Regions from separate parts of the Homo sapiens genome. Here region 2 is linked to region 1. A link is an interaction called in ENCODE POLR2A ChIA-PET data of the cell type or tissue named here. Cell type or tissue: GM12878. All regions are shown on one strand. Links, peaks and the distances in the headings refer to the core of each region. The heading gives the core; the rest is flanking DNA. Region 1 overlaps TMPO (thymopoietin). Region 2 overlaps APAF1 (apoptotic peptidase activating factor 1).

Region 1 (8,556 bases), core at 4,517-8,516:
CAGGGTCTAGCTATGTCACCCGGGCTGGAGTACAGTGGCTCCATCTCAGTTCACTGCAACCCCCACCTCCCAGGCTGAAGCGATCCTCCCACCTCAGTCTCCCAAATAGCTGGGACTACAGGTGCGCACCACCACCCTTGGCTTTTTGCCTGTGGTTTTTTTTTTTTGTTTTTTTTTTTTTTTGTAGAGATGGGGTTTTTGCCATGTTGCCCAGGCTGGTCTCAAACTCCTGGACTCAAGTGATCAGCCCACCTTGGCCTCCCAAAGTGTTAGGATTACAGTTGTAAACCACTGCACACAGCCTAAATAACCAAAAATTATATTTCATTTCTTAAAGCATATAACTCCAATGGCAACGGAAACAGATCAGCATGAACCATGGAAAGTAAAGCCAGACTGGGCTTAACATTTTTCATCTAAATGATCATGAATGCTACTTACTAACTTTTTGATAATCCTTAAAAATTTAAATTAATCCAGGAAAGTTTAAGACTTTACCATACAGGCTTACACTTAGATACATATATAGAAATGATTTTCTTTTCTTTTTCTTTTTTTTTTGGAGGTGGAGTCTCGCTCTGTTGCCAGGCTGGAGCGCAGCGGTGCAATCTTGGCTCACTGCAACCTCCGACTCCCGGGTTCAAGCGATTCTCCTGCCTCAGCCTCCCGAGTAGCTGAGAGTACAGGTGTGCGCCACCACGCCCAGCTAATTTTTGTACTTTTAGTAGAGACGGGGTTTCAACATGTTGGCCAGAATGGTCTCGATCTCTTGACCTCGTTATCTGCCCACCTCAGCCTCCCAAAGTGCTGGGATTACAGGCATGAGCCACTGCGCCCGGCCAGAAATGATTTTCTTTAAACAGCATATGAGAACTTAAGAAGGCCAAATGAATACAGTTGGCTCTCCATTCTCCCAAATGAATACAGTTGGGTTCTACATATGTGAATTCAACCAACCACAGATCAAAAATACTTGGGGAAAAAAAAGACAATACGACAATAAAAACACTAACAAAAATACAGTATAACAACTATTTACATAGCACTTACATTGTATTAGGCGTTATAAGTAATCTAGAGATGATCTGAAGTATAAGGGAGGATGTGTGTAGGTTACTACACCACTTTATATTAAGGGACTTACTAAAGCATCCCCAGAGTTTGATATCCATGGCCGGGTCCTGGAACCAATCTCCACCCCAAGGATAGGAGACAGGACTGTAAACTCCTTGTAACACAGTTATTTTAGTAGCTAGTTTATGACTTAGGAAGGAAATCTGACAGACTTCATGGTTAAATTATCACCTGTGACACAGTTTAGTCACCAGATTAACTTCTGTACCACCAGTTTACTAAAAATAGTCAAAATAACTTGAAACAAACTTTGAGGGAAAATTTGAAAGTTTTAAAATTAATTTCTACAAAGGCAGTATTTACTGGAAAAACTATAAATTTCCAAGGTTGAACAAATAAAAAGGAAGCAAAAGTACGGATACCTTTTAAGGCTGTGGCAAACAGCCTGACAAATGCCTCAGTGATCACAGAAAAAACATCAGAGTACTGAACAAAAAAATGGCTAATTAAACAATGGCAACATCAAAGTAAATTTTACGAAAAAGGCTAAAATTATCAAGTTGTATGGAATGCTCACTTTCCAATAATATTAGGGGGAAAAATCAGTCATGATTTGACTATGTACTGGAATTACTGTTTTTAACAATAAAAATGTTCTGACCTAGAATTGTCAGGCTCAAATCAAATCTTTTTTTTTTTTTTTTTTGAGACTGTGCCTCACTCTTATCCAGGCTGGAGTGCAGTGGCGCAATCTTGGCTCACTGCAACCTCTGCATCCAAGGTCCAAGTGATTCTCCTGCCTCAGCCTCCTGAGTAGCTGGGATTACAGGTGTGCACCACCACGCCCGGCTAATTTTTGTATTTTTAGTAGAGACGGGGTTTCAGCATGTTGGCCAGGCTGGTCTTGAACTCCTGACCCCAAATGTTATGCCCGCCTGAGCCTCCCAAAGTCCTAGGATTACGGGCGTGAGCCATGGAACCTGGCCTGAAATACTTCAAATAAAGCAAGATATGAGAAATTCTTTTTAAAAAGCTGCTAATGGCTAATCATTCTATAATCAGAAGCCAAAAAACCTTCACCAAAAAAATAGCTGCTCATAAGAACAATTATGTCAACTTACGAGAAATCTTAAATAGACGGCTGTGGAGAGTTACAGTGAGAGTACTTTTAGCAGGCTTTAATTCACATACATTGCACTGACCTAGAACTGTCAGGCTCATATCTGGAAGCAACCCACACCATAATATCCAAATAGTTGCCTAGGGTCTAAGAGTTCTAAGACTTATTTCTTTCAAGAAAAGATTTAATCAAACAAACTTAATCCTATGTTACTGACTTACTCAAATTTTCCAAAAAGTGCAGTCAGGTAGTACAGAAAAACTAAATAATGCTTAAAATAAAAATAAAACATGGAAAAACAATCAATCAGGTTCAAATTATTTGTACATAATCCCCACTACCACGAGAATGTTCAAATTTACTATCAATAAAACATCCAGGAAATTCCAACTTTTCAAACCCGCCTGAGAGGTTTTCAAGAAATCTCTTTGGGCCAGGTGCAGTGGCTCATGCCTGTAATCCCAGCACTTTGGGAGACCAAGGTGGGTGGATCACTTGAAGTCAGGAGTTCGAGACCAGCATGGCCAACACGGTGAAACCCCGTCTCTTTTAAAAATGCAAAAATTAGCCGGGTGTGGTGGCACATGCCTGTAATCCCAGCTACCTGGGAAGCTGAGGCAGGAGAATTGCTTGAATCTGGGAGGCGGAGGTTGCAGTGAGTCGACATCATGCCACTGCCCTCCAGCCTGGGCGATAGAGCAAGACTCTGTCTCAAAAAAAATCTTAACTCTTTTTTTTTTTTCTTTTTCAAGGTGGAGTCTCTTAACTCTCTCGCCCAGGCTGGAGTGCAGTAGCGCCATCTTGCCTTGCTGCAACCTTCTGCCTCCCAGGTTCAAGCAACTCTCCTGCCTCAGCCTCCTGAGTATCTGGGACTACAGGTGCATGCCACCACGCCCAGCTAATTTTTGTACTTTCAGTAGAGACAGGGTTTCACCATTTTGGCCAGGCTAGTCTCAAACTCCTGAGCTCGTGATTTGCCCACCTCAGCCTTCCAAAGTGCTGGGATTACAGGCGTGAGCCACAGCACCCAGCCCAAAATCTTAACTCTTGTTACCTCTATTTGGAAAGGTCTTACCCATTTCTGATTCTTCACCTTGGGCCAGATAATCTGTTTGTAATTGTGTAGCCCAGGTGATCTGGATGCAGCATTGAGGCAAGCAACAGAAAGCAGACGCACTATCATCCTCATATTCTTATTCCAAGCATCTAAACATTTCTAAAAAGACTGATACAGGAATAGCCCCCTGATAAATGTTTTGTCAAATCTGGGGAAGGAAAAAGTAATTTATTTTTGAAAATCCATTTCTTATTAGAAATAACAGGCCTATCAAATCTAAGTAAAAACCAATTCTCGGCAGTGGCTCATGTCTGTAATTCTAGCACTTTGGGAGGCCGAGGAGGGAGGATCTCCCGTTGAGGTCAGGAGTTTGAGACCAGCCTGGCCAACACGGTGAAACCCCATCTCTACTAAAAATACAAAAATTAGCCAGGTGTGATGGCACACGCCTATAGTCCTAGCTACTCGGCAGGCTGAGGCTGGAGAATCACTTGAATTGGGGAGGCGGAGATTGCAGCGAGCCAAGATTGCGCCACTGCACTCCAGCCTGGGTGATAAGGCCAGACTTCGCCTAAAGAAAAAAAAGAAAGAAAGAAAATCAATTATATTTCCTTCAAACATAATGAAAAACATCAGCTGAACAAAGATATCTTAAATAAGTGACCAACAAATCTACATAAGGTAAGTCAGATAAATTAAAACCAAAAACGTGATTTTTTTTTTTTTGAGATGGAGTCTCACTCTGTTGCCCAGGCTAGAGTGCAGTGGCATGCCCTCCATCTCCCAGGTTCAAGAGATTCTCCTGCCTCAGCCTCCCAAGCAGCTGAAATTACAAGCGCGCAACACCATACCCGACTAACTAATTTTTGTATTTTTAGAAGAGACAGGATTTCACCATGTTGGCCAGGCTGGTCTCGAATTCCTGACCTCAGGTGATCCACCTGCCTCGGCCTCCCAAAGTGCTGGGATTACAGGTGTGAGCCACTGCACACAGTCAAACATGTGGTTTTTAATCTGTCAGGAAAAAAGTTCCAGAAAAGTGATGTCATTTTATAAATCTCAGATTTAATAAGGATAAAAAATTAGGAGACAGTGTGCTGTACATGATTAGCAGTTTCAGTCAGGAAAAAGGAAGCATCAGTTGCATTAAATTCTGCCTCCAGAAAGCTTTGTTCCTTTAAGTAGATCACTTAAGAGTTTCACTCAAAAATAGTACCTACTATGCTACCCGATGATCTCTAACGTATTTTTCAACTTCAAAACCCAACAGCTCTATGATATCACCGATGAGCTTCTCTAATTCCTTTAATCTCTACCTCTAGTATAAAGATGTTGAACCATAACAATATATTCTAGTGGGCACTTATTATGTATTACGTACTGAGTTGTGTTCCAAGTGTCTTTGCATTAACTTACAGAGTCCTAAAAATCTATGGAATAAAATGCTAATATCCCCATCTGACAACTCAGAAAACTGAGGTTCAAGCATGCTCTTCACTAACTCAGGAAATCTGCATGCTATGATATACATGTCACTTTCACTTATCTACCTTATTCGTTTCCCAAAATTATATTTTAGTAACATTGCACTATATTGCCCTGACATTAAAGACAAAAATTCAGAAATCATTTAATGGCTATTAATTACTAAGCACTAGACACTTCACATATGCAATGGCATGTACTCCTCAATCTGATTAAGTAGCTATTAGGTTATTCCTCTATTTCAGGTGAAAATAGAGGATCTTAGATTAAGACACTGTTCAGTGTCATATGAATAAGTGGCAGACCTGGAATTTGAATCTATAACTCTATTATTCACAAGTCTGTAAACTTAACACCTTATTATACAGTGGTGGTAAATTTGTGATTTAATTAACATTTCCTATTGGTAGCATGCTTTTATGTTCTTTTCCAGGTCTTCAAATATTTCCTATTGAGAATTCATAATTTGGCCAGGAGCAGCAGCTCACACCTACAATCCCAACGCTTTGGGAGGCCTAAGCAGGAGGATCCCTTGAGGCCAGGAATTCAAGACCAGCCTGGTCAACATAGTGAGACTATCTCTATAAAAATTTTAAAAATCAGCTAGGCATGGTGGCACACACCTGTAGTCCCAGCTATTCCAGAGGCTTGAGCCCAGGAGTTTGAGGCTGCAGTGAGCTATGATCATACCACTGCACTACAGTCTGAGGGACAGAGCGAGACCCTATCTCTTAAAAAAACAAACAAACACACAGACAGGCGTGGTGGCTCACGCCTGTAATCCCAGTACTTTAGGAGGCTAAGGGGGGCAGATCACAAAGTCAGGAAGGAGTTTGAGACCGGCCTGACCAACATGGTGAAACTGTCTCTACTAAAAATAAAAAAATTAGCTGGGCATGGTGGTGCACGCTTGTAATCCCAGCTCCTCAGGAGGCTGAGGCAGGAGAATCACTTGAACCCGGGAGGTGGAGGTTGCAGTGAGCCGAGATCGCGCCACTGCACTCCAGCCTGGATGACAGCGCAAGACTCCTTCTCAAACACACACTCATAATTCACCAGAACAGATCATTCAAGAATATTATGCTCCACTAGATCCAAATAGCTACACCTTCAGGCTCTGCCTCTTAAAACAAAAAGGCAGACTGCCAACTCTGTAAATGTTTATTTTTGTGTCCACAATCTAGGTAGTTTCAACACCTAAAAATATTGGTAGCAAGATACATAAAATAAAAAGCTTAGAAATAAGAAAACAAAATAAAAACAAAACTTTTAACATGCAAAGTTTTGTCACATTATACCAAGTGAATCCAAGAGACTATGGTAGAAGCTGAAATGAAACAATTTCTTATTTAATTAAAAATGTTCCCCATAGGCTGGGCACGGTGGCTCACGTCTGTAATCCCAGCACTCTGGGAGGCTGAGGCGGGAGGATCAGAAGATCAGGAGATCCAGACCATCCTGGCTAACACAGTGAAACTCCGTCTCTACTAAAAATACAAAAAAATTAGCCGGGGGTGGTGGCAGGTGCCACCACGTAGCCCCAGCTAATCGGGAGGCTGAGGCAGGAGAATGGCGTGAACCCAGGAGGCAGAGCTTGCAGTGAGTGGAGATCACGCCACTGCAGTCCAGCCTGGGTGACAGAGCGACACTCCGTCTCAAAAAAAAAAAAAAAAAAAAAAAAATTCCTCATAAACCCATGATTAAATAGAAGGTATATGCATGCAAATAGTTAATCTTGGCCAAATCCACATTAATGCTTGATTTGTCTTAAAATGTTAAAAATCTCCCTTATCTGCAACTCTCAAACATAATTTGGCTTTCTCCTATAATATAAATAAATATTCTTTTATTCCTTTTTACCACTCCATTATGCAGAAGATTATAAATATTCTTTAAGAAATATGACCTGGAGGCCGGGAGCGGTGGCTCATGCCTGTAATTCCAGAACTCTGGGAGGCCGAGGCGGGCAGATCACCAGATCAGGAGATAGAGACCATCCTGGCTAACAGTCTTTACTAAAAATACATAAAATTAGCCAGGCGTGGTGGCGGGCACCTGTAGTCTCAGCTAGGCAGAGCTTGCAGGGAGCCGAGATTGCACCACTGCACTCCAGCTGGGATGACAGACTGAGACTCCGTTTCAAAAAAAAAAAGGAAAAAAGAAATAAGACCTGGTATTGGCCGGGTGAGGTGGCTCACTCCTGTAATTCCAGCACTTTGGGAGGCCGAGGCAGGTGGATCACGAGGTCAGGAGTTCGAGACCAGCCTGACCAACATGGTGAAACCTTGTCTCTACTAAAAATACAAAAATTAACCAGGAGTAGTGGTGTGTGCCTGTAAGTAATACCAGCTACTCAGGAGGCTGAGGTAGGAGAATTGCTTGAATTTGGGAGGCAGAGGTTGCAGTGAGCCGAGATCATGCCACTGCACTCCAGCCTGGGTGACAGAGTGAGACTCCATCTCTCACACACACAGAAGGAAGGAAGGAAGGAAGGAAGGAAGGAAGGAAGGGAAAAATATGGTTGGCCGGGCGCGGTGGCTCATGCCTGTAATCCCAGCACTTTGGGAGGCTCAGGCGGGTGGATCAACTGAGGTCAGGAGTTTGAGACCAGCCTGGCCAAGATGGTGAAACCCCGTCTCCACTAAAAATACAAAAATTAGCCGGGCGCAGTGGTGGGCACCTGTAATCCCAGCTACTTGGGAGGCTGAGGCAGGAGAATCGCTTGAACCCGGGAGGCAGAGGTTGCAGTGAGCTGACATCACGCCACTGCACTCTAGGCTGCGTGACAGAGCAAGACTCCATCTCAAAAAAAGAAAAAGAAAAAAAGAAAGAAAGAAAAAAAAAGAAATATGACCTGGTATTATTTTTATATGGGGCTAAAAATGACCAAAACGTAAAATATAGTACATATAAGAGGAATTGACATGAATAATTTTACACATAAATTATTATAAATTTCTTTTCCTGTAAACTTAAAATTATTTTTTCCTATGGCTGATAAAAACATCGAACAGACTCCTAATTATAACTCACTTGTACTTAACGTACTTTAAAACAGAAAATGACGCTGACTACCAATATTTTTCTTCAAGTTGTTGGCATGGCTATTAAGCTCAGTCAAGGGTAAACACCTCTTGAGTTTTAAATACTCCAGGTAGAAGACATTTAAACCTGTAATTATGAAGTAAGTTTTCTTTATATGGATGAAATAATTAAATGAAACGTAAAGAGCTTAATTACCATGCCAATAGACCTACTAGGTACTCTAAAAAACATGACTTCTGGGCTGGGTGCCGTCGCTCATCCTTGCATTCCCAGCACTTTGGAAAGCCCAGGGGGACAGATCACCTGAGGTCAGGTGTTCCAGACCAGCCTGGCCAACATGGCGAAACCCCTTCTCTACTAAAAATACAAAAATTAGCCGGGTATAGTAGTATACGCCTGTAATCCCAGCTACTCGGGAGGTCGAGGCAGGAGAATCATTTGAACCCAGGAGGCAGAGATGAAATCGGGCCATTGCACTCCAACCTGGGCAATGGAGACTCCGTCTCAGAACAAAACAAACAAAACAAAATAACAACAACAAAAATTACTTCATTTTGGCTGGGCGCGGTGGCTCACGCCTGTAATCCCAGCACTTTGAGAAGCCGAGACGGGAGGATCACGAGGTCAGGAGATCGAGGCCATCCTGGCTAACACGGTGAAACCCCATCTCTACTAAAAATACAAAAAATTAGCTGGGGGGTGGTGGCGGGCGCCTGTAGTCCCAGCTACTCGGGAGGCGGAGGCAGGAAAATGGCATGAACCCACGAGGCAGAGC
Region 2 (11,470 bases), core at 4,264-8,263, 160 kb before region 1:
GAGGCTGAGGTGGGAGGATCATCTAAGCCCAGGAGATAGACTGTGGTGGGCCAGGATCAGGCCACTGCACTCCAGCCTAGACAACAGAATAAGACCCTGTTTCAAAAAAAAGAAAGAAAGAAAGAAAAGAGAAGAGTAAAGAAAAAGAAAAGAAAAGAAAAAAGAAAAGAGTGGTAGGCTAGGCTTGGTGGCTCACGCCTATAATCCCAGCACTGGGATTGCTTGAGCCCAGGAGCTGGAGACAAGCATGGGCAACATAGTAAGATCCTATCTCTAAAAAAAAAAAAAAAAAAAAAATTTCGCCAGGTGTGATGGCACATGCTTGTGATTCCAGTTACTTGAGAGGCTGAAGTACGAGGACTGCTTGAGACCAGAAGTGAAGGCTGCAGTGAGCCATGATGGTACCACTGCACTCCAGCCTGAGTGAAAGAGTGAGACTCTGTCTCCAAAAAAAAAAAAAAAAAAGAAAGAAAACAGTGGTAGAAGGTTATTCTAGTATCTCTGAACTTAGATAAGAAGAGATGCAGAATGCATCTTAGATGGTTGCTATCAGGCATGAGCAGACAACAGCCTGAACTAGAGCAACTACTACAGAACAAGAGGGAAAAATGTAGACCAAGAGACAACAATGTCAAAGATGGGTTGATCTTAAGACCAAAGAAAGAAAGGACAGTCAATAAACAGGAGAGACAATAGAGACAGGAATAATAAAGTGGAATTGGGAATCTTATTGGAGAAGGTGGGGATTTGAGGAAGAATTATTTCATTTTTTTAGGCCTATAAATTTCAGAAGGCTGAATAAGCTTTTTTCCCTAACTCTTGCATTTTTCCTACCTTGTGGCTTCTCAAAAACAAGAAAGCAATAATATAAAAGGCAGAATGAATAAATTATAAGTAAAAACAGGTCCCCAGACTGGCCAACGTGGTGAAACTCCGTCTCTACTAAAAATACAAAAATTAGCCAGGCTTGGTGGCAGGCGCCTGTACTCCTATCTACTTGGGAGACTGGGGCACGAGAATCGCTTGAACCCAGGAGGCAGAGGCTGCAGTGAGCCAAGATCACACCATTGTACTCCAGCCTGGGCGACAGAGTGAGACTGTCTCAAAAACAAAAACAAAAACAAAAGCCAGATCCTTTACAAACCTGACCCATAGATCTTGCTGTGGTTTAAACGTGTCCCCCAAAGTTCATGTATTAAATACTTAATCCCTGATGCAAGTATTGAGAGATGGGACCTTCAAAAGTGATTAGGTCATGAGGGCGCTACCCTCATGAATGGATTAATGCTATTACCTAGGTTCCTGATAAATGGATAAGTTCAGCCGCCTCCTCACTCTCTCCCTTCTCTGCTGGTACCCTCTCCCCCAGAACTGTAAGAAATAAATCTCCATTCTTTATAAATTACTCACAATTTATAGAAGCACAACATAAATTATAGAAGCACAAAATAAACTAAAACAGATCTCAAAATATTTTATGAACATATGCTTGAAACAAAATGTACACTTAAAATTTAAGAATTCAAATTAAAAGAATAAAAATTCTACATTACAGAACTTTTTTTTTTTTTTTTGAGACGGAGTCTCACTCTGTCGCCCAGGCTGGAGTGGAGTGGCGTGATCTCAGCTCACTGCAACCTCCACCTCCCGGGTTCAAGCAATTCTCTGCCTCAGCCTCCCAAGTAGCTGGGATTACAGGCACTCACCACCACACCCAGCTAATTTTTGTATTTTTAGTAGAGACGGGGTTTCACCATCTTAGCCAGACTGGTCTTGAACTCCTGACCTTGTGATCCACCCACCTCGGCCTCCCAAAGTGCTGGGATTACAGGCGTGAGCCACCGCACCCAGCCTACATTATAGAACTTTAAGCATTAGGTTGTACACCATTCATAAACAATCATTACGATAAGCAATTACAGTTACATTAAATATGCTCCTGGAAATTGAAAGAAGCAGGCTCTTTCTGTAGAAATGTGAAAAAACAGAAACCTATTTCTATAATCAAATCATAAGACTTTCCATAAAATACAACCTATTTTAATAGTGTACAAAAGCATACCTTTAAGGTTCCATCAGCTGAACAACTAGCCAAAAGCTTATCATCTGGTGAAAATCTGCAGTGATTGACTGAATTTGTATGACCAAACATGGTATTTCGACATTCTTTTTGATTCAAATCCCAAAGCTATTTGTGAAAGAAAAAAAGATAAATAAACAACTAGTATTGAGTGGGGAAACATCAGAAATCATGTGAAGTTCTTCCTTTTCTCTCATTTAAGCTTTTTGATTACAGAATGATGTTTAATTCACAGTAACACAAACGTATCAAACACAAAAATGAACTTGTGATTAACAAGCAATGGGGCAGCCTTTAGATCAGCATGTAAATCGACTAAGGGACTCAAAGGCTCACCGAGGTTTTTAGGCTGAGTACTAAATAACTAACTAAACAATTACTACTTATTTCAACGGAGTGGTTTAGAATCATTATTATTTTACTCAGTTACAAAAAGCCACAATAAGTAATATGTAATATAAATTACCCCCATATTTTTTAAATGTCAGGTTATCCAACCCTAAAAATGGTGGAGCAAGTCAAGTACCACCTCTAGGAAGCAATTAACCAAATCCAAAATATGGCACATTCCATGGGACAAATGACTAAATTGCTCTAATAAATCAATGGTATAAGAAAGCAGTCAGAGGAAAAAGGGAACTTTAATAGAATAAAAGAGACTTAAGAGGCAGAACAAATGCTACATAAAGTTTGTTTGGATTCTGATTCCAACAAACATGATAGAAATGCATGTTTTGAGAATATGGAATAAGTGAACATGGACCAAGTATATTACAAAACTATATTTTATTATGTTAGGTGTGATAATAGTATGGTATGATAATAAACATAGTATTTATATTTAAGATCTCTGAGATGCATGCTTAAATATTTTGGGTGAAATGACATATTTAGGACTTGCTGTAAAATCCTCTATTCAGGCTGGACATGGCGGCTCACCCCTGTAATCCCAGCACTTTGGGAGGCTGAGGTGGGCGTATCACCTGAGGTCAGGAGTTCAAGACCAGCCTGACCACCATAGCAAAACCCCATCTCTACTAAAAACACAAAAAATTAGCTGGGAGTGGTGGCCCATGCCTGTAATCCCAGCTACTTGGGAGGCTGAGGCATAAGAATTGCTTGAACCCAGGAGGCAGAGGTTGCAATGAGCCAAGATCGCTCCACTGCACTCCAGCCTGGGTGATAGAGGAAGACTCTATTCAAAAAAGTGGAGGAGTTTATAAGCTGGGCGTGGTGGCTCACACCTGTAATCCTAGCACTTTGGGAGGCTGAGGCAGGCGATCACAAGATCAGGAGATTGAGACCATCCTGGCCAACATAATGAAAACCCATCTCTACTAAAATACAAAAAATTAGCCAGGCATGGTGGCACGGCACCTGTAGTCCCAGCTACTCAGGAGGCTGAGGCAGGGAAATCGCTTGAACCCGGGAGGCAGAGGTTGCAGTGAGCCAAGATCGTGCCACTGCACTCCAGCCTGGCGACAGAGCAAGATGCCATCTCAAAAAAAAAAAAAAGGGAGGGGTATTTATAAAATAAGATTGACAAAATACTGATAATTGTTGAAACTAAATGATGGATACCACAGGGGTTTATATTATATCTCCTCTCTTTGGGTAGGTTTGGAAAGTATAAAAAATGCAAATAAAAGGGATTATAGTCATCTCTGGTGATTTATGCTAATAAGATTAAACCCAGAAGAAGAAATCAATTATTGCTAAATGTTAGTTTTGGCAAAAATTATTTAGAAATGATTAGTAAGTGAGATATATACTGTTCCTCATGTCCACTTCTATCTTTGACTCCTTTATCCCAGTCCTAGATAAACTCAATTCTTCAGATAAAGCAAGTTACATGAAGGCAGCTTCACAATTACATATTTTCACTGGCTTCTCTCTGCTCAAGAATCACAAGAAATGCATCCTAATAGTCCTTATGGTAATATAGGTAGTATAGCACATCTTAAAGTAAACCTTGTCCTTAATTAAAATGGCTTACTAACCAATAACCCCCTCCCACATGGCAGAGGTTTTTTCCTGTATTTATTTCCTCAACCTACAAAATGCCAAAAGCAACATCAAAAATTAGTCGTAAATAGTATAACAGTCTTATTTTTTTTTAGTGGTACATTTATTCAAATAGGGCCAAGTTTTTTTGAGTAAAAGTGAACCATAACTGTGATATAATTTTATGTTACTACATTACTCTGTAATTTTGGTCCAATCCAGTGTTTTCAAATTGTGCTCTGCAGGGTCCTTGGGATTCTATAAACATAAATATGCCTAAAGAGCACTATGTGGTGCGGAGAGGTTAGAGATGAAAGGGAATGAGAGAGAATGAGAGGGGGGGTGGGGGGAGGAGGAGGGAGGAGGAGGAGGAGACAGAAGAAGAGAGGGAGGAGGAGAGAAAGGAAGGTCAAGAGGAAGGGAAGGTGACAGGAAGGGAAAGGGATAGAGGGAGAGAGAGAGAGGAGAGGGAAAGGGGGAGGAAGAGAGAGTCAAGAAGAAATGTAGGTCCCATTCAGCCAGAGCAGCAAGCTTTAACTCTTATACACACTGAGCTTCTGTATAATTTTTTCTTCTGAAAAAATAAATAAATAAATAAAAATTTAGCTTCCTGAACAGGGGGATGGAGACGGCAATTTTCAATAACTGTTTCAGTACTTTCTAAAGATAATTTTTCTAATAATTTATTTAAATGTCAAAACATAGAGTCTATGAAGTTTTCCAAACTGAAATGTCTTTTACTACCCCTCTCAAAAATATCATGTTCAATTGCAAAGATGGTATGGTATCAAGGAAGAAAGGTTTGAAATCAAACCAAAAAACAATTCAAAAAAAGTTAGCAGATCTTTCTGGGATTCCAGAAAAGGTAATCTAGCTATCTTTATCCACTTAAGAGGAAAAAAAGATACAATCAAACATTACAAAGCATATGTGGAATGAATTTCTGTTTTTGGTTATCTTTCCTACCAGCACCTTTTCTCCCTCCTCTCTGTGATAACAGAACTCTCTTTTGAATTAAGCTCTACTTACGATTCAAGTAGAGTTGACCTCACTCATTTGTCCCACTTCCATATAACTAAACTTGTGACCCTTGGACAATCCAAGGATTCCATCCTACTGTCCACTGGGGTTACCCTAGCTATGAGCATGTAAGCCAAAATGAGTCAAATAAAGGCTTCTCTAAAATTAGATCTATGGGTTCTAGGAGAGAGCACATTTCTCTTACTCTGTGATTGTGAGCTGTAAGGTAGCCACATTTTCTGCCACAGAAAGAGCATGCCTGAACCAACACAGAGGAAGTCAAGACTCTGGAGATGGAAAGGGAGGTAGAGCCTGAGAACACAGTTTAAGCATTTGGAGTCAGCTATGCCTGAAGCCATGCTCCCTCTAGACTTTTCAGTTACATGAGCCAATAAAATATTTTTAAGCTATTTTTTTTTTGCTTCAGCTAATATATTATTGTAGTTTCTATCATTGTGACCAGAAAGTCCTAATAGTAGTATACATAAGAAAATCAAAGGAGATACTCTGATGTACGAATCAAATTTATCTACCTAATTCTCAATATCCACACTTACTTTGAGGAAGCAGTCACTTGACCCAGTGGCTAAGAGAAGATGATGACTACTGTTGGTGAAATGGCAGCAATTGACTTGCTCTGAGTGCTCATCATAGGTGTGTACTAGTTCCCCAGTCATAGAATTCCAAATCTAAAGAGAAAAGAGAAAAAATTTACAAATATCCATTATTTTCAAAGGGAGAACAGAGGGGCAAAGCAATGTCCATTGCTTTGCAAATGCTATCTTATCCTGTCATAGCAGATTTTCCTAGTTGGACAAGATGCTAATGAAACCTCTCCCCTTTCTAAAATATGGCAATATTTTGCCTTAATGTTTAAAAAAAATTATTTGCAAATATACATATATGTACCTATAGCATAACTAGAGTGTCATGAACACATGACATTTCTTAAGGGCAAGATTTCACATGTTTATATGAATGAAAGCAGGCAGAGAAGTGCTTTAAAGAGGTTAGCATAATAGATTTCTGGTCAGAAGGGTTGAGCCCAAGAGCTGGCTCTACCACTTATGACTTGTGTGTCACAAATCCCTAACTTACCTGCATCTCAGTTCCCTCTTCTGTAAAATGGGGATATCTATACCTCTCCCACACAATTTAAGATATCAAATGAGATAATGAACATGACAAGTGTTCTATGGACTTCAAGGTACCATATAAATAAGTAAAGGCAGATTGCTTAGTTAAAAAAAATAAAGGTTTTATAGTCTGAGAGAAACCCAGCTTTCAACCCTATTACTGTTCCCAGTTTAATGTAAGCTTGAGCAAGAGACTTCATCTCTGAATCTGCGTCCTCTTCTGTAAACGGGATCGACACTTAACCCTGCAAGCTGTAGCAGGAAATTGATAATGTAATATGACAAAGTGTGTAGTATTTATAGCCTCTTATAGTGTTCAGTTTTCAGTAAAAAGTAATCATCAGGCCGGGCGCGGTGGCTCACGCCTGTAATCCCAGCACTTTGGGAGGCCGAGGCGGGCAGATCACGAGGTCAGGAGATCAACACCATCCTGGCTAACATGGTGAAACCCCGTCTCTACTAAAAATACAAAAAATTAGCCAGGCGCGGTGGCGGCCGCCTGTAGTCCCAGCTACTCGGGAGGCTGAGGCAGGAGAATGGCATGAACCCGGGAGTCGGAGCTTGCAGTGAGCCGAGATAGCGCCACTGCAGTTCAACCTGGGCGAAAGAGCGAGACTCCGTCTCAAAAAAAAAAAAAAAAAAACAAAAAAATTAATCATCATTCTAGTTACTATGTAAGACAACTAAGCAGTCTATGCCATATAACAACAAACAAAAGAAATAAATTACCTAATGAACCTTCACTGGGATTTTGACTTTTTAGAGGTACTAATGTCCTTTGGCATTTCCTTTGTATGTTATCAAAGCACTGATTAGAATCCCCAGAGGTCCAGAGAGTTTATCTTATTTTAAAGTTCTTTAATAGGTATTTCTACCTCTGGCTTAGAAAACAGAAACTCATTATTATTTCCTTTTACTCCATGTAGCTCTGACTTTAGAACTGCCCTCAGTGGCCACCTCCAAGTCTGACTCAGAGTCAGAGTAGACACTACAGAGTGAATTAACTGTTGGTTAAGCCACGAGTCCAATCTATCAAGAGGTAGATTTTTCCAAGGTCTCAAATTTAGTCTGGACATTCCATAGCCCTCTTCCAGTAGGTGAAAACTTCAGGAAAACACCCAAGGCAAATTTCTTGCCCACTCCACCTAGCTACATCCAGTACTCCAGATTTAACCCCTTTGAAAAAGGGTTAAAGTAAGGTCTGTCTTCCATATATCAGTGATAACCCCCACAAGCCTTCAGTTTCTCTTGAATTCTATATTAGTATAAATGCTCCTGGTAGAAGCCAAATTTAGGAACAAGAGAATACTTAACAAAAATAAAAATTACTCTCTGGCGGGGCACAGTGGCTCATGCCTATAATCTCAGCACTTTGGGAGTCAAAGGCAGGCGGATCACTTGAGGCCAGAAGTTCAATACCAGCCTGACCAACATGGCAAAACTCTGTCTCTACCAAAACTACAAAAATTAGCTGGGCATGGTGGTGCACACCTGTGATCTCAGCTACTCAAGAGGCTGAGGCATAAGAATCAATTGAATCCTGGAGGCAGAGATTGCAGTGAGCCGAGATTGTACCACTGCACTCCAGTCTGGGTGTCAGAGCAAGACTCTGCCTCAAAATAAATAAGTAAAAATTACTCTGTTTACTTTTCTCTATTTATGTTTTTAGACCAGTAACGTAATTATTAGTTTGTTCATCCACCTGGTTTTCCACTGAATATATAAGCCAGTTCATAAGCAAATTAAAAAAATTGGGGTTGCATTTTAAAATTGTATCTTACAACAGGAATCCCCAAGTTTGTGCAGCAACACTCCTAATCACAATGCACTCAAAGATTTCAACTGATATTTAACCCATGGACTTGTCTATTAATGGAAGACAAACTCACTAATTTGTCATTGCTTTTCCCCACTGCTTGTTTAATCCTGAGGTGATCAACCTAGGCATTTTTGCTGGTGTTTAAAAATAAAGAATTTTCAGGCCACGCACAGTGGCTCATACCTATAATCCTAACACTTTGGAAGGCTGTGGCAGGAGGATCACTTGAGCCCAGGAATTGGAGTTTACAGTGAGCTATGATCATGCCACTGCCCTCCAGCCTGGGTCACAGAGCAAAATCCTGTCTCTTTAAAAAAAAGTAAAGAATTTTCAGATAGTGTTAATTTACAATGAATCAGGTTAGTAGATCAACAGGTGAGAGTCCTTTAACTCTACTTACTCTGGTCTCATGATCATGGAAAAATAAAATGAATTCTGTTGTGATTACAACTCAAGAGGAAAAGATTTTCCTACCTTCACTTTTTTATCCACTGAGCAGGTTGCTATAAATCTGTCATCTGTAGAGAATGCACAACAAAGCACTTCATCCTCATGAGCCTTGATTTCTAGAAGTTTCTCTCCTGTTTCAGCTTTGAACACCTGCACAAGTAACAATAAAATATTTTTTATAATAAACTGCTTAACTACTGGTCATCATTCAATAAAAATCTTTAAGTGAGTTTAATCATTGTCATTTTGCAAAACAGAAAGGAACCTTGGCAAAGCTACTCCCAAAATCAGAATTTCTGTCAGAATGTGTATGCCTTCACATAACTAGAGAACTATTCACTGTTACATGTTTGTAAATATCAATGAAAATGTTACAGGATCTTTGGGGTGTTGATTTTCTGGCCAGAAACTTCTGTGGCCGGTGGCGCCTTTGCCCAAGTTTTGCTTGGGCCCACTGGTCTTGTTTCACCCACTTGGCCTGACAGGCTGCATTCAGCTCACACTACCAGCCTGGGTCCCAAGCCTGCCAAGGGCGAGTCAGGCGTGGAACAGCGAGGCGTGTGTGAGTGAGCGTGGGGTCCAGCCACTGCGCACAGACGTGCTGACTGCTGCAGCGGGGCAGGCAGCTCCAGGTGCCAGCATGGGCTCTGGCTCTCTGTGAGGCTGTGGCTGGACCAGGCACACCACAAGCAGCTTACACGCTGGCACCGGGGAACACGGTGGTGCCCAGAAGCTTGGAGATGCCAGGAACCGCGGGGCCCCAAAGAGGGAGTCACAGCCCTAGCTTGGGGAGCTCCCAAGTCTGGGCTCCCCGAAGGGCCGCAGCTTTTCTTTACTTATCTTCACTTGCAATGCGGCAAGCAAGGGGCATGTCTCAGCCCTGTTTGTGTTACAGCTCTTTTAGCCTCACCATTCAGTGGGATCCCAAGTTCTTGTCCTACAACCAGGAAGAATGTGGTACGCTGACAGGTGGAAGGTGAGCAAGACAAACAGGAGCTTTATTGAGCGATAAAATAGCTCAATAAACCTGCGGGGGGCAGCTCCTTTCCACAGCTCAGGAGAGGGTAGCTCCTCTCTGCTAGGCAAGTCCTCCTGACAAGTGTTCAGCTATCAGCAGAGAGGGTAGCTCCTCTCTGCAGCTGGTCCTCCTGTCATCTGCACAGCTCTCAGCAAAGAGGGGGCACTAGAGTGGGTTGCTCCTCTCTGCAGCTGGTTGTCCCAGTGTCTGCTCAGCACTGGCTAAGCCCGAGGCTTTTATGGGCTTCAGAAGGGAGGAAGTACATGCCAACTGGTCCATGGGCAGACATGGGCAAGCCTGGAAAAGGCACTATAAGTTCCCACTCCAGTCCATTCAGTCCACACCAGCAGCCCAGCCCCCAGTCTTCAGGCCCTTTGTGGCCTGAAGGTGGGGCCTCATTGGTGACCCGCCCCCTTCCACCCAGGAACCTGTCTGCCTCCTGCTGCCATGAATGGCACCCAGGCTGTAGGTGCCAAGGGGAGCCTGCAGGCCAGTATCAAACTGCCCTCAGCACCCCCTTGGCTTCCCTCCTATGCTCATCAGCACCCAAAGTCCGGAGGGGGCCGAGGCGGCAGGGGGCTGGCATGTCAGCACTGCCCCAAGCATGTGCACATCTGGCCGGGCTGCAACAGCACCCAGGCTCAGCCCCAGCTTTGCTCTAAGATCAGAGTGGGTGCCAACAGTAGGGAGAAGTCAGGCAGCGGGAGCAGGCACTTCCAAGCCTACAAGGGCAGGGGGTCCTTCCAGGTCCCCCAAGAGTACAGGGATGCCTGAGTCTGCAGCCACCGCTTGGGCAGCTACAGCTGCACCAGGGGGAAGGGGTCCTGCCTGCTCTGTGGAGCCGGAGGCCCGAGCCTGCAGCTGTGGTTTGGGCGGCTACAGCTACACCCAGGAGGGCAGGGCTCTGGCCTGCTCCATGGAGCGGGTTCCCAGGTCCACAGCTGTGGCTTGGGCGGCTACAGCAGGAACCAGGAGCTCCTGCCCCAATTCAGAAGGGGTAGGGTTCCTGCTTGTCCCCAGCTACCGCCAGCTCCACAGAGCATGCAGCCCCAGCTGCGCCTCCCTGCTGCAGCCAGCATGATGGCAGCAGCCACTCCAGGCAGCCCGCCGCTGCCATCAAAAAGAAGTGTCAGAGCACAGCTTCAGCTCTTGAGACTATTTTGGCAAATTCTTAACAATCAAATAAAACATTTCATTTAATATGCATTCTCTCTGGAACTCAAAAGCCAAGATTAATAAAATTAGTAATAAAGTACACATATAGACATAAGCTATGGAGTCATAATCTTGCAAAGACTAAAAGTATCCTAAATACAAGTTTTAACTAATTTCATCATGTTCTCTGCAAAATCAAAAGGCAGAACACAAACATAAAGAAAAGTACTCATTAATATTTTCTGAAAACAAAGGGAATCTTAAAGGAAATTCTTTAAAACAACTTAGGAAATAGTCTAGTCCAGTTCCTATTTACAAGAAAAAAACCTATGCCTAAGACTTTGATAAAATAGGTATTTTCCTAATCACTGTTTTTTAATCACAGCCCTATTCCCTGTGCTATGAAGCCCTACGTCTTCTAACAATTATTTCCTCACTACCCTTAGCTGACAAATGGATGGCTGGGAACTGACTGGCAGGGTAAAGGGCACTTCCTTACCACCTGTAAGTTTAGAATTAGGAAAACATGTAACTGTATCTTTTAAATCTCTAGAGAAACCTTTAATAAAATGTTCAAGAGAGCTGGATTCCTCTGTTATTTCTAAGTTGCAATTTTCTTGAATTTTAGGATTTAAACATATTCTGATCTGCACAAAACTGGATACATGCCTCTTTGCATTTTTCTCAAGAGATGTGTTTTACCTGTAAGGTTTTATCAGCTCCACAAGAAGCTATTCTCTGACCATCCTCAGAAAAGCAGGCATGGTAAACAGCATCTGTGTGGGGGC

Evidence for each region. Peaks named below come from ENCODE experiments on the same cell type or tissue, not always from the same donor. Only the 100,000 strongest peaks of a DNase experiment are listed, where the experiment ranks them.
Region 2: POLR2A ChIA-PET joins it to region 1 with 8 read pairs; 3 of 35 experiments call an interaction of 5 or more read pairs at or near these places.

The regions. Positions count from the first base shown.
Region 1 is chr12:98,518,963-98,527,518 of GRCh38, reverse strand. All of the region lies in intron 1 of TMPO (thymopoietin), which reads right to left. Among named protein-coding and RNA genes, the nearest start is that of TMPO-AS1, 7.0 kb to the right of the region's middle. In GM12878, for the core only: no CTCF peak of the experiment used is centred there; no DNase peak of the experiment used is centred there; H3K4me3 peaks cover 2,877 bases; H3K27ac peaks cover 306 bases.
Region 2 is chr12:98,677,466-98,688,935 of GRCh38, reverse strand. APAF1 (apoptotic peptidase activating factor 1) reads right to left here. Exons shown (of 27, transcript NM_181861.2): 13 at 11,385-11,470; 14 at 8,534-8,659; 15 at 5,662-5,793; 16 at 2,063-2,188. Among named protein-coding and RNA genes, the nearest start is that of APAF1, 38 kb to the right of the region's middle. RefSeq lists an enhancer at 10,138-10,709. In GM12878, for the core only: no CTCF peak of the experiment used is centred there; no DNase peak of the experiment used is centred there.